Linked DNA regions of Mus musculus: region 1 is linked to region 2. A link is a contact called in ENCODE POLR2A ChIA-PET data. All regions are on one chromosome and are shown on one strand. The core of a region is the stretch at or near the end of the contact, and the rest is flanking DNA. Distances in the headings are between cores, read along the strand shown. Region 1 holds the start of Gprc5c (G protein-coupled receptor, family C, group 5, member C). Region 2 holds the start of Dnaic2 (dynein, axonemal, intermediate chain 2).

The links. ChIA-PET counts read pairs that join two places held with the same protein, here RNA polymerase II (POLR2A).
Region 1: POLR2A ChIA-PET joins it to region 2 with 22 read pairs in Patski. The contact joins the promoter of Gprc5c here to the promoter of Dnaic2 in region 2. POLR2A ChIA-PET finds 5 or more read pairs at or near these places in 2 of 5 experiments (Patski and embryonic stem cell).

The regions. Positions count from the first base shown.
Region 1 is chr11:114,847,695-114,852,896 of GRCm38, reverse strand. It overlaps Gprc5c (G protein-coupled receptor, family C, group 5, member C), which reads right to left and starts at 1,365. Exons shown (of 5, transcript NM_001110337.1): 1 at 1,011-1,365.
Region 2 is chr11:114,724,009-114,728,718 of GRCm38, reverse strand. Dnaic2 (dynein, axonemal, intermediate chain 2) reads right to left here and starts at 1,300. Exons shown (of 13, transcript NM_001034878.3): 1 at 944-1,300.

The DNA of each region.
Region 1 (5,202 bases), core at 116-2,615, 120 kb before region 2:
AGGAATGATTTAGAACTTTGTAAGTGCAAACGTGTGGGCGCGAAGTAGAAACGGAAAGCGCTCTGGAAAAACCAGGGGTGAATAAGGGGTGGGACCCAGAACATAGGCCTCTACACGGAGAAGCGCCGTAGGCCTCTGAAATTCCAAACTTCCCGCGGAGAGATCCTGAGCCTTCACCTCCCTATTCCAACTGGACTGTGTCAACACTCTACGCCCCTGAAAGTTCGAACCGAAAGAGCAAAGGACCAGGCTCTCTGTCCCTAATCCCTCTGGTCACAGAAACCTGCCCTCCCCACGCACTGCCGCGAAATAAGGAAAGGAAGCCAACCTACAGTCACAGTCGACCGTAGCCTCCCACTACGAGAGTGGATAGAGGAACAGCTCTCCGACACTAAGATCCCTTGCGGAACACCCCCGGCCGCAGAACCTGGCTTCCCCGAGCCATTAAATCCCCAGCTGGCTCGGGTTTGGAAACTTTCTGCGAACTTGTAGAGTGGGTGCATCGTCACCCACCCCTTGGGTTTTCACCGGGGGCCTCGGCCCTCTCCCTTTCCCAGCCAGCTGGACCCAGCCCTTCCTGCGGGCCGATGGCTAGGGCGGAGCGCCGAGGCAGCAGCCCTTACCTGGGACGCGCAGCCAGCCCGCTCCGGCGCCGCGCTCAGAGCCAACTTCGGCCCCAGGCAGGGCGCCGGCGGGCGTAGGAGGGACTCAAAGCAGGGCGCGGGGCCAGAGCCCGTTCAGGCGGGGGGTGACCAGGCCTGAGCAAAGGTGCGGGGGCCTGCCTCCCAGGGACCCCCGACTGAGCACTGAGCTAAGCGCGCTCAGTGGCTCGCTCTCCCGCCCGCCTCCCCAGGCACAGTGCTCCCCTCTCTCGGCCAGGGTGGGCCGGGCTGCATCACCGTGACATCACCTCCATTCCCGGCGCTCCTCCGGGGCCAGCAGCGCTCCAGGTACGAGCAATCCTAATCCCCAGTAACAAAGCGCGCCCGGCCCTGCCCCCTCCGACTCACCTCCAGGCTCGGCCGACGCGCACTTTCGGGTTGGGAAAGGCGATCGGAGTTTCTGGCCAAACTGACTAGTGGGTTGTTGCTGTTTACTGCCACGCCCCCGCACGCGGGCGCGCGCGCACTTGCGCGTACTCACTTTCTGGATTCGCCTTTCTCTCCCGAAAGAGGTTCGGGGTGCAGCTCAGTACACCCCTAGGCTGCATCTCCCAGCGATCGCACGCACCCACAGACTCACGGTGGCCACCTTGGCGCGTCTACCCGTGACAGACACCCAACCTTTGTCACTTTCGTCCTGGCTTTCCCATGAGACACATGCCTGGCACAGTTCGCTGCTCCGGGCTGGAGCGAGGAACACACTAGGACACAAAGTCCGTCTTTGTCACGGCTCCGCGCCCCCTCCCCTAGCGAGCTTGCACACGTGGACACAGCGCACACGGAGCGTCCTCCTCTTTCGTGCGTGATCCTTCCCGAAGAGCCCAGTCTCCAAGATCACGAGGGAATGTCACGGCGCACGTCCCTAAATCTGTGGACTGAGTCCAGAACCCCTGCGGGCTGTTGGCCGGAGTCTTTGTCGGCCTGACTACCCCACGCCCGAGTTTCTTACAACGCGGGCTCCCCTCCCCGCGTCCCGGTTCCCTGTGGTGACCTGTCCTAATTAGCCTCTCAGTTTTGTTCCCGAGGTAGTGTTTAACAGGATCCCTGTGGTCTGTGCGCTCCTGGCCACGTTGTTGCTGACTCTAAGTCCAGCCTCTCCCGAAGTCTGAAGACCTTTCCACGAATTCAGATTCCCCTGAACCACACCCCCACTCCCTGCCCGGGCGGATCCACCCTTTCTCCTCCAGCCCCGGGAATCTGCTGAAAAGAAACCGCAGAAATAGGGAAGCGAATCCCAGCTGAGGCCTATCTGGCCCAGTAAACAAGAGATTTTTTTCTTTCCGGCCACTTTCTCTGGGGACCTGGGATCCCGCGGGAGTGAGTTGTGCTGTCTTTGGAGCACTGAGTGGGTCTGGTTGCATTGCGCTGTATCCCCGTAGGGGACAAGTCGCAAGAGCAAGGGAGAGGTTGTTGGGCCTGACAGGGGCCTTGGGGACTCTGGGGGAGGGCAGGGAGTCGGGTCTCAGGGTGCGGGTTCTCGCGACGCCGAGTTGCCTGGGGGATCGCCAGGAGCGCGGTCGGAGCCAGCCGGTGGCTGGGCAGGCTGCAGGGCGTGTTTGCTCAATCCTGGGCTCCCGCGAGGAGGGGGGGGGGGCGGGGGGGCGGGAGGGGGGAGGCAGCTGGTCACAGGCGAGGGGATAGCCAGGTGGAGGAGGTCAGGGAGCTAGTGACCCGTACCTCCCCGACTGGCTGTGTGTTTGAGTACCTCCATCTATGACAACCTGGAGTCTAAACTCAATGAATCACCCGGAGTTGCCGGAGCGATAAAACCTTCGGCCGGTTCCTCCTCACCGCTCTGTTCTTTTCTGACTCTAGGAGGAATGTTTATTTAAGGGGGGTGTGGGGGGGAGAAGCCTGTGGGGCCCAGACTTTCTAGAACCCTGAATCCTTTCCTGTGCCCTGTAGTTTCTGTCAGGTCTGGGGAATGTGGCAAAGCTCGAACTATTTCAGTGGGTGGCTGCTGTGGGGGTACCCGCTCCCATTCCTAAATCCACCTCCCAACCCAAGGTTAGAGATCTAAGGCTCAGGTGTCAAGGCTTGAATGGAGCAGGCAGTTAGTGCCCACGCTAGCTAGAAAGGCAAACAGACTGGTTAGACCTAAGTGAACGGTGAAAGTCTCCCTGGCCTCTGCCTGGTTTTCATTAACTAGGTGACCAATGCCTAACTCTGCTGAGGGCTTTTTGGCATCTGTGAAAAGCCAGCTTGGGGGGGGGGGGGGCTGGGGGGGTGAGTGTCAAGACCCTGCAAAGGATCTCAATTTTCTGTCTTCTCTTTTCCCTACAGTCTCCAAAACTATATGACTGGTTTGCCCTGCTTGGCTCACACCTGTAGCTCTAGCCCTTGGGGAGAAGAGGCAGGCTGGACTACATAAGATTCTGTCTCCAAACAAAACCACACTCTTAGCCCCTGCTTCCCACCGGGCAGGGTTATCTATCCGGCCTGGTCACACACTGAGAGTCACTTAAAAGGGACTGTCCCACTGGGGCTGAGCCCTGCCCTCAGCTAGCCTTGTGAGGCAGCTGGTCTTAGAAAGGAGGCCAGTATCTGAGAACTCTTAGCTCTTCCCTGTTCTCTAAGGCCCCCTTCTTGTAACAAAATCTGCCTTCAAAGGACAAAGCAAGTCCCTGGGGCAGATGGCTCCCACCTCTGCTTCTCCCAGATCCCTGCTCTGCTCTGCTTAGGTCTTTGGAGAAAGAGTTGGGGACCAACAGAGGAACGTTCTATGGACCTTCTCTGACTCCAGCCACAGGAACATCTATGATCCCTAGTGCCTCTCACCCTGATTGAACCCAACATTGCTCTAGCTGCTCTGTATACTTGAGTTCCCGCTGAAAGGCAGGCTGACACCATCTTTGCTCACTTGGCCCATCTTTGAGCTGCCAGAGCCCTCGTTCCTGGAGTCTTAGAAGTGCCACCCACTAGCTGTGTGACAGATCAAGTCATTCCACCCCTCTGAATCCCCTTTCTTTCCTCTTCTGGAAAATGAAAGTAATAACTCCCCCTCCCACCCCTCACGAAATACAACATGTCTAAAATGTTCCCCCCACCACCACCATTCAAATTTACAGGCTGGTCTGAGGCCAGACTCTTCTTCCCTGTGGGATGGTCGAGCCCTCTGAGCCGTAAGGCAGAGATAGTTGTGCTGGAACCCCACACTAGCTGAAGCTGCTTCCCCAGCAATCATCAGTTCCATTTCAGCATCACTAGGGAAGGCTTGCTGGCTGTGCTCGGCTGACCCCTGCTCTGTGCTGATGTTTCTGTCTTCAAGCTTTGTACCTTCTACCCCAAGTCTCTGTCTGAGCAAAAATTTCTTAAAACTCCACCCTGCCTCCGTGTCTCTGCCTCTCAGAAGCCTTCTTCATTTCCCCCAGATGGACGGTCTTAGGGTTTGTCTGTGTAACAACTCTGGCTGTCCTGCAGCTCACTCTTTAGAGTTCAAACTAGCCTTGAACTCAGAATTCCCCCTTCCCCCTGCCTCTGCCTCCTAAATGCTGGGATTAAAGACATGCACCACCACACCTGGCTCAGAAAGGACTAGTTTAAGAGGGCTCAAGAAAGCCAGGCCGAGGTGGTGCATGCCTTTAATCCCAGCACTTGGGAGGCAGAGGCAGGCAGGTTTCTGAGTTCGAGGCCAGCCTGGTCTACAGAGTGAGTTCCAGGACAGCCAGGGATACACAGAGAAACCCAGTCTTAAAAAAAAAAAAAAAAAAAAAAAAAAAAAAAAAAACCAGGGCTCAAGAGATGGTTCAGCATTTAAGAGCAGTCATTTACATGGTGGCTCACAATCATCCAGAGCTGCCTCTTGGACCTCCTCAGGGACCAGGCATGCATGTAGTAAGCATATGTCCAATGTATGCGGGTGAAATGGTTATACACATAAAATAAAGAAATCTTGGCAATATATTTTTAAGGAGAGAACCCTCCTGAGTTGCCTTGTTCACACAGAGCCTACCGTACACTCATTTATTTATAACTTATCCTACTGTGTATTCTGGGTTTTGTTTGTTTGTTTGTTTGTTTGTTTGTTTTTTTGAGACAGGGTTTCTCTGTATAGCCCTGGCTGTCCTGGAACTCACTCTGTAGACCAGGCAGGGAGTTTTCTGATCCTAGCATCTGACACACATCCTGACACACAGTAGGCGCTTTTACCAGATGCTTATGAACAGTCCATTCTGTGCAAAGACCCCCCTACACACACACCTTACCCGCCCTGCCCTGGCTGTGTTACAGCTTCCCAAGAAATAGACAAACCTTATGCCTGCTGGAGAGGTTAGCCTGCCCTAACACAGAGAGCAGGGCTCCATATTAGAAGCCCAGGGTAGAGACCTAGTAACACAGGTCATATCTCTTCCCAAGAAGGAACCTGCAGTTTATTCCAGGCACAGGGCTCCTGGATCTCAACGTGGAATCTCTCAAGGGAGCCAGAGAAGGCCAGCCCTGACTTAGAGATCAAGGGTCTGGTGGATTAAAAGCAATTTTTCAAAGTCAGGCGTGGTGTCACATCCTGTAATCCCAGTAAGAGAAAGGGGGTGGGGGGAGA
Region 2 (4,710 bases), core at 51-2,550:
CACAAAGAACCGCTATACCCTGGTCCAAACACCAAAACATGTGATCATTTCCTGCACCCTAGCCCAACAGAAACAACAAGACTTGCCTCAGGCGAGGATAATGAGCAAAGTCGTTCCTAGAGAGAACCCCTTGTGGTTGAGCGGAAAGCATGGTACACAGCTGGGAGGAAGGGCCAGGAAATAGCAGGCAACAGAGGTGTCAGTATGGGAAGGGGGCCAGGAGGAGGGTCACCCTTTGTCCCTTGTGTGCCTGGAATTGTAGAGCCGTGCTTGAGTGAGGAATACAGATGGAAGGGCTCCTGTGTCTTTCCAATGTCTTTGTGAACCTTCTGGACAAGGTTAGGAAAATGGTCTCCTGACCCTAAATGTAGATGAAAGGCCAACTCCCAGATGGAGGGGCAAAAGAAAAGGTGCATTTACATACAGTACCTGTGCTCAGTCCACAAGACTCTTGTGATCTCCCATTTTACGCCCTCCATTTTATTTTTCTTAATTTCACTTTATTTTTAATCGTGTGTGTGTGTGTGTGTGTGTGTGTGTGTGTGTGTGTGTGTGTGTGTGTGTAAGTGCACACAAGTGCAGGTGGGGTGGAAGCCAGAAGTGCCAAATCCCCTGGAGTTGGAGTTTCAGGGGTTGTGAGTCACCTGATGTGGGTGCTGGAAATCAAACTCCCGGTTCTTTGCAAGAGCGCACTCACTCTTAGCAGCTGAGACAGTCCTCCAGCCCCCTCTCTTAGTCTTTGAGACAGGCTCTCACTCTGAGTCCACTGGCCTAGAGCGCACTGAGTAGTCTAGGTTGCTCTCTGACTCTTGGTAATCCTCCTGCATCAGTTTACAGGAGTGCAGGGTTTACCGGCCTATCCCTATCCCCCTCCCTACGTTTAACTGAAAGCTCTCTTCTTAACAACCCATCCTTCCTGGGCTTGAAATTTTGTTCCATTCACCTGAAAGCCAGAAAGAGGTCCCGCCCACTCCGGGTCACAGCCCGGGTCAGGGCCTGGTGGAGAAGTGCAGAAGGCAAGGTGCTTGGAGGCTGAGGAGGTCCTGGAGCTTGAAGAATATTCAGGGCAGCGAGGATTAATGCAGCAGAATGAGCTGATTCCAGCACCTGACAGTTCTCCGAGATTTCTTGCACTGTTGGTGATTATTACCCTCGAGAGCTTTTCCCTCTTTTTGCCAGGTCTTCTTTCGGGCTTGGACGTCCTCTAGGACGCCCGCCCCTTATCCTGGCTCACCTCCTGCCACACAGCCCAGGAGAAGCGCCCAAGACCAGTCCCAGCTCCAGCGCAGCTTAAACGGCTGGGAGCTGCGGAGTTTACCAGTTGCCTAGCAACCCTGGCCGGGCCGAGACGCCGGCAGTTCGGAAGGCGATCTGGAGCACGTGACTCTGGTCCCGCTAGTCGGAAGCACCCCCTTCTCTCCTTCCTTCTCTGGAGGAGGTCTGCGGAAGAGGTGGAGGAAAGTTAACCAAAGCTTTGCCAAAATGCCTACCCAAGTCTACAGTCTATACCCAGCAAAGTCCCTCCCCCACTCCCGTATCCCCCGAAAACGCAATCAAAGTGACCAGAGCGTGGGAAGCCCCGCACCTGGGTCAGTTCGGATCATGTCTGATTTGTCACTGCTACAATGTCCGGGTCTCTTCTGTTAACGTATCCCTTGCACCACCACCCTTCTGAATTCATCTCTGGAATGGAAATTCCTTGAGGGTCAGGCTCAATGCATGCAAGCATGGCTTAGCTATGCGGCTGGCACGTTGTAAATATGGTTTCATTGCATGAATGAATGAGCTAGCTGATGGACACATGAATGACACAAAGAGAGATGTGTTTCTCATGAGCTTGAGGCAAGGAAGTGAGAAAATGTGGGAGGGATTGATGGACAGGCTGAGTACAAGGCACTTTGTTGGGTAAGCCTGACAAGCAGAGTTCACATCCTAGAACCCACATAAAAATGGGGGAAAAAATGGATTCCACAAAGTTGTCCTCTGATCTGTGTCATGTAGCACACCCACAATCATCATCATCATCAATAATTTAAAAAGAATTAAAGAAGGGAGGTAGAGTCCTATATCTAGGACTGGTGAGATGGCTCAGTAGAGAAAGGGGCTTGCTACCACTTCTATGACCTAGGGTTGAGCCCCAGACACACATGGTGAAGGAGAGAACTGAATTCTCTAAGTTGTCCTCTGACCTCCATACTTGTGCTATGTAAGACACACACAAACACACACATACACAATATGATTTTTAAAAAAAGATTTATTTATTTATTTAGTACCGTGTTCTGTCAGCATGCCAGAAGAGGGTACCAAGATTCCATTACAGATGGTTGTGAGCCACCATGTGGTTGCTGGGAATTGACCTCAGGACCTCTGGAAGCACAGTCAGTGTATTTAACCTCTGAGCCATCTCTCCAGCCCACAATATAATTTTTTAAAGAGAAAGAAAACTACAGAACCGTATATACTTTCCCAGAGGTGTTCCTTAAGAGCATTTGGGACCCGAGGTTGGTTCTTTATTTATCATGGGATTTTAGCAAGGCACTCTCTCTGCCATCCCCTGTGAGGTTTGAATGAGATCACCCTCATAGCTCATATATTTGTATGCTTAGTTCCCAGATGGACAAGCTTTTTGGAAAAGATTAGAACCTTGTTGGAGAAGGTATGTCACTGGGAGTGGGCTTGGAGGCTTTAAAAGCTCACACCAGGCCCAGTCTCTCTCTCTCTCTCTCTCTCTCTCTCTCTCTCTCTCTCTCTCTCTCTCCTTTCCTGCTGCCTGTGGATCAGGATGTAGCCCTCAGCTACTTTTCCAGCATCATGTCTGTCCATGTACCACCATGTTTCCCTCCATGATGATAATGGACTAACCCTCTGAAACTATAAGCAAACCCCCCAGTTAAAAGCTTTCTTGTATAATATTTGCCTTGGTTGTGGCGTCTCTTCACAGCAATCGAATGGTGGTGTCTTAAGATAATCTTTCAGTATTGGGATTGACAGGGCCTTGCATCGGATAGGCTGGAGCTCTACCACTGAACTACATCCCAGCCTTACTTTCCATTTCTGAGACTTAACTTTCTCCATCTTCACGTTGAACAGTGGCAGTTCTTCAGGATAATGGGGGAGAACACGCAATCAGACACAGATGATAATCCAGCCCATTGTGAGCCCCCGCCAGCACTGTGCTTGTCCCTACAGGCTCCAGAGAATGAGGTGAATCCCAGGCCAGGCGTGGGCACTGGAAATTTGGATAGAATCAGGCAAAGAATGAGTCACCGAGATGTGGGATTTGGGGCTGGAACCGGGCCCTAGGAAATGGTTTTGAGATGCAGGGGGAGGAGTGGGGAGTGACTCCCAGAGTGGGGGTGGGGCACGGTGTGGACCAGAGTAACTCAGCAGGTCAATTAGTTCCAGGATGGAGCAATGTGGCTGGCTGGGGTTGCAAGCTAGGGGACTTTCTGATGACACATGGGTAGATAAAGCGAGGTATATGTGTGAGCGTTCACTGTGTGTGCAGATAAAAAGGGAAAAGGGGGAAGTTGGAAAGGAAACTGCAGTCATTTTTATTATGACAGTGATTTTTATCCCTGGCTTCCTACCCCACCCTTCACTCCCTTCACTCCGACCTCCACTGGCTCATTTACTCACTCGCTGGCTTTTAGCTCTTATGCTCTTGGCAGGTTCAGCTCAGCCACCCTGGGAGGCCAGCATGAAGTCATATAATTAGGAGCATTCATAAGGTCCTAGTTTGGTTTTCCCCCCAAGCTTCTCAGATTTCCATCCAATCACAGCGTAACTGACAACAGAAATTCTTTGCTTAGATCAGCCTCCGCCCTGGACAAACTCCAGGCAGGTCCCTAGTCCATTGCACCATTGGCTTCCTTTCCACCCCCAATCCCTTCTTCTTTTTTTTAAAGACAGGGTCTCATGTAATCAGGCTAGCTTTGAACTTGTGATTTTTCGAACTTGTGATTTTTCGAACTAGTGATTTTTTTTTTTTATTAGTGCTAATCAATAGTACAGGGTAAGGGCTTTTCTTATGGTGTTTGCATATATTCATAAAATATACTTTGATCATATCTATTCCCCATTTCCTTCTGCTTTCATGCCTTTGTTGGTGGTGGTTTGGTTTTTGTTTTTCTAATTTTGAAATCGAGTGGAAACTGATCCCTAAGTCTCTGAGATGGAAAGAAGACAATCAGGTGTTCAGGGTCAGCCTGGGCTTACAAGAGGCCAGCGTGGGCTACATGAGACCATCTCAAAACGAACAGAACTAGACCAGGCTGGGTACGTTTCGATCCCAGCACTCGTAAGGTAGAGACAGACAGACCTCTGATTTCCAGGCTAGCCTGGTCTAAATGAAGAGTTCCAGGTTAGTTTCAATAGTGAAACCTTGTCTCAAAGCAAAACCCAAATCAAAACCACCAAGCGCAAGTCTTTCTCTCCCCCATCTCCTCCCCCTCTCTCTCATTCTCTCTCCCTCTCTCTCTCTCTCCCCACCCTCTCTTTCACACGCGCTCACACACACACACACACACACACACACACACACACACACACACACACACACACACATACATATACATGCACACAAAACAGACTAAACAGGAAGTACAGAGCATGGGAATCTTGCCCACAACACTAACAAGCAATAGGAGCTGTTCCATGATACTTTGTAAACTCCCATCCCAAGACCACGACCAAGACTACCCAGAT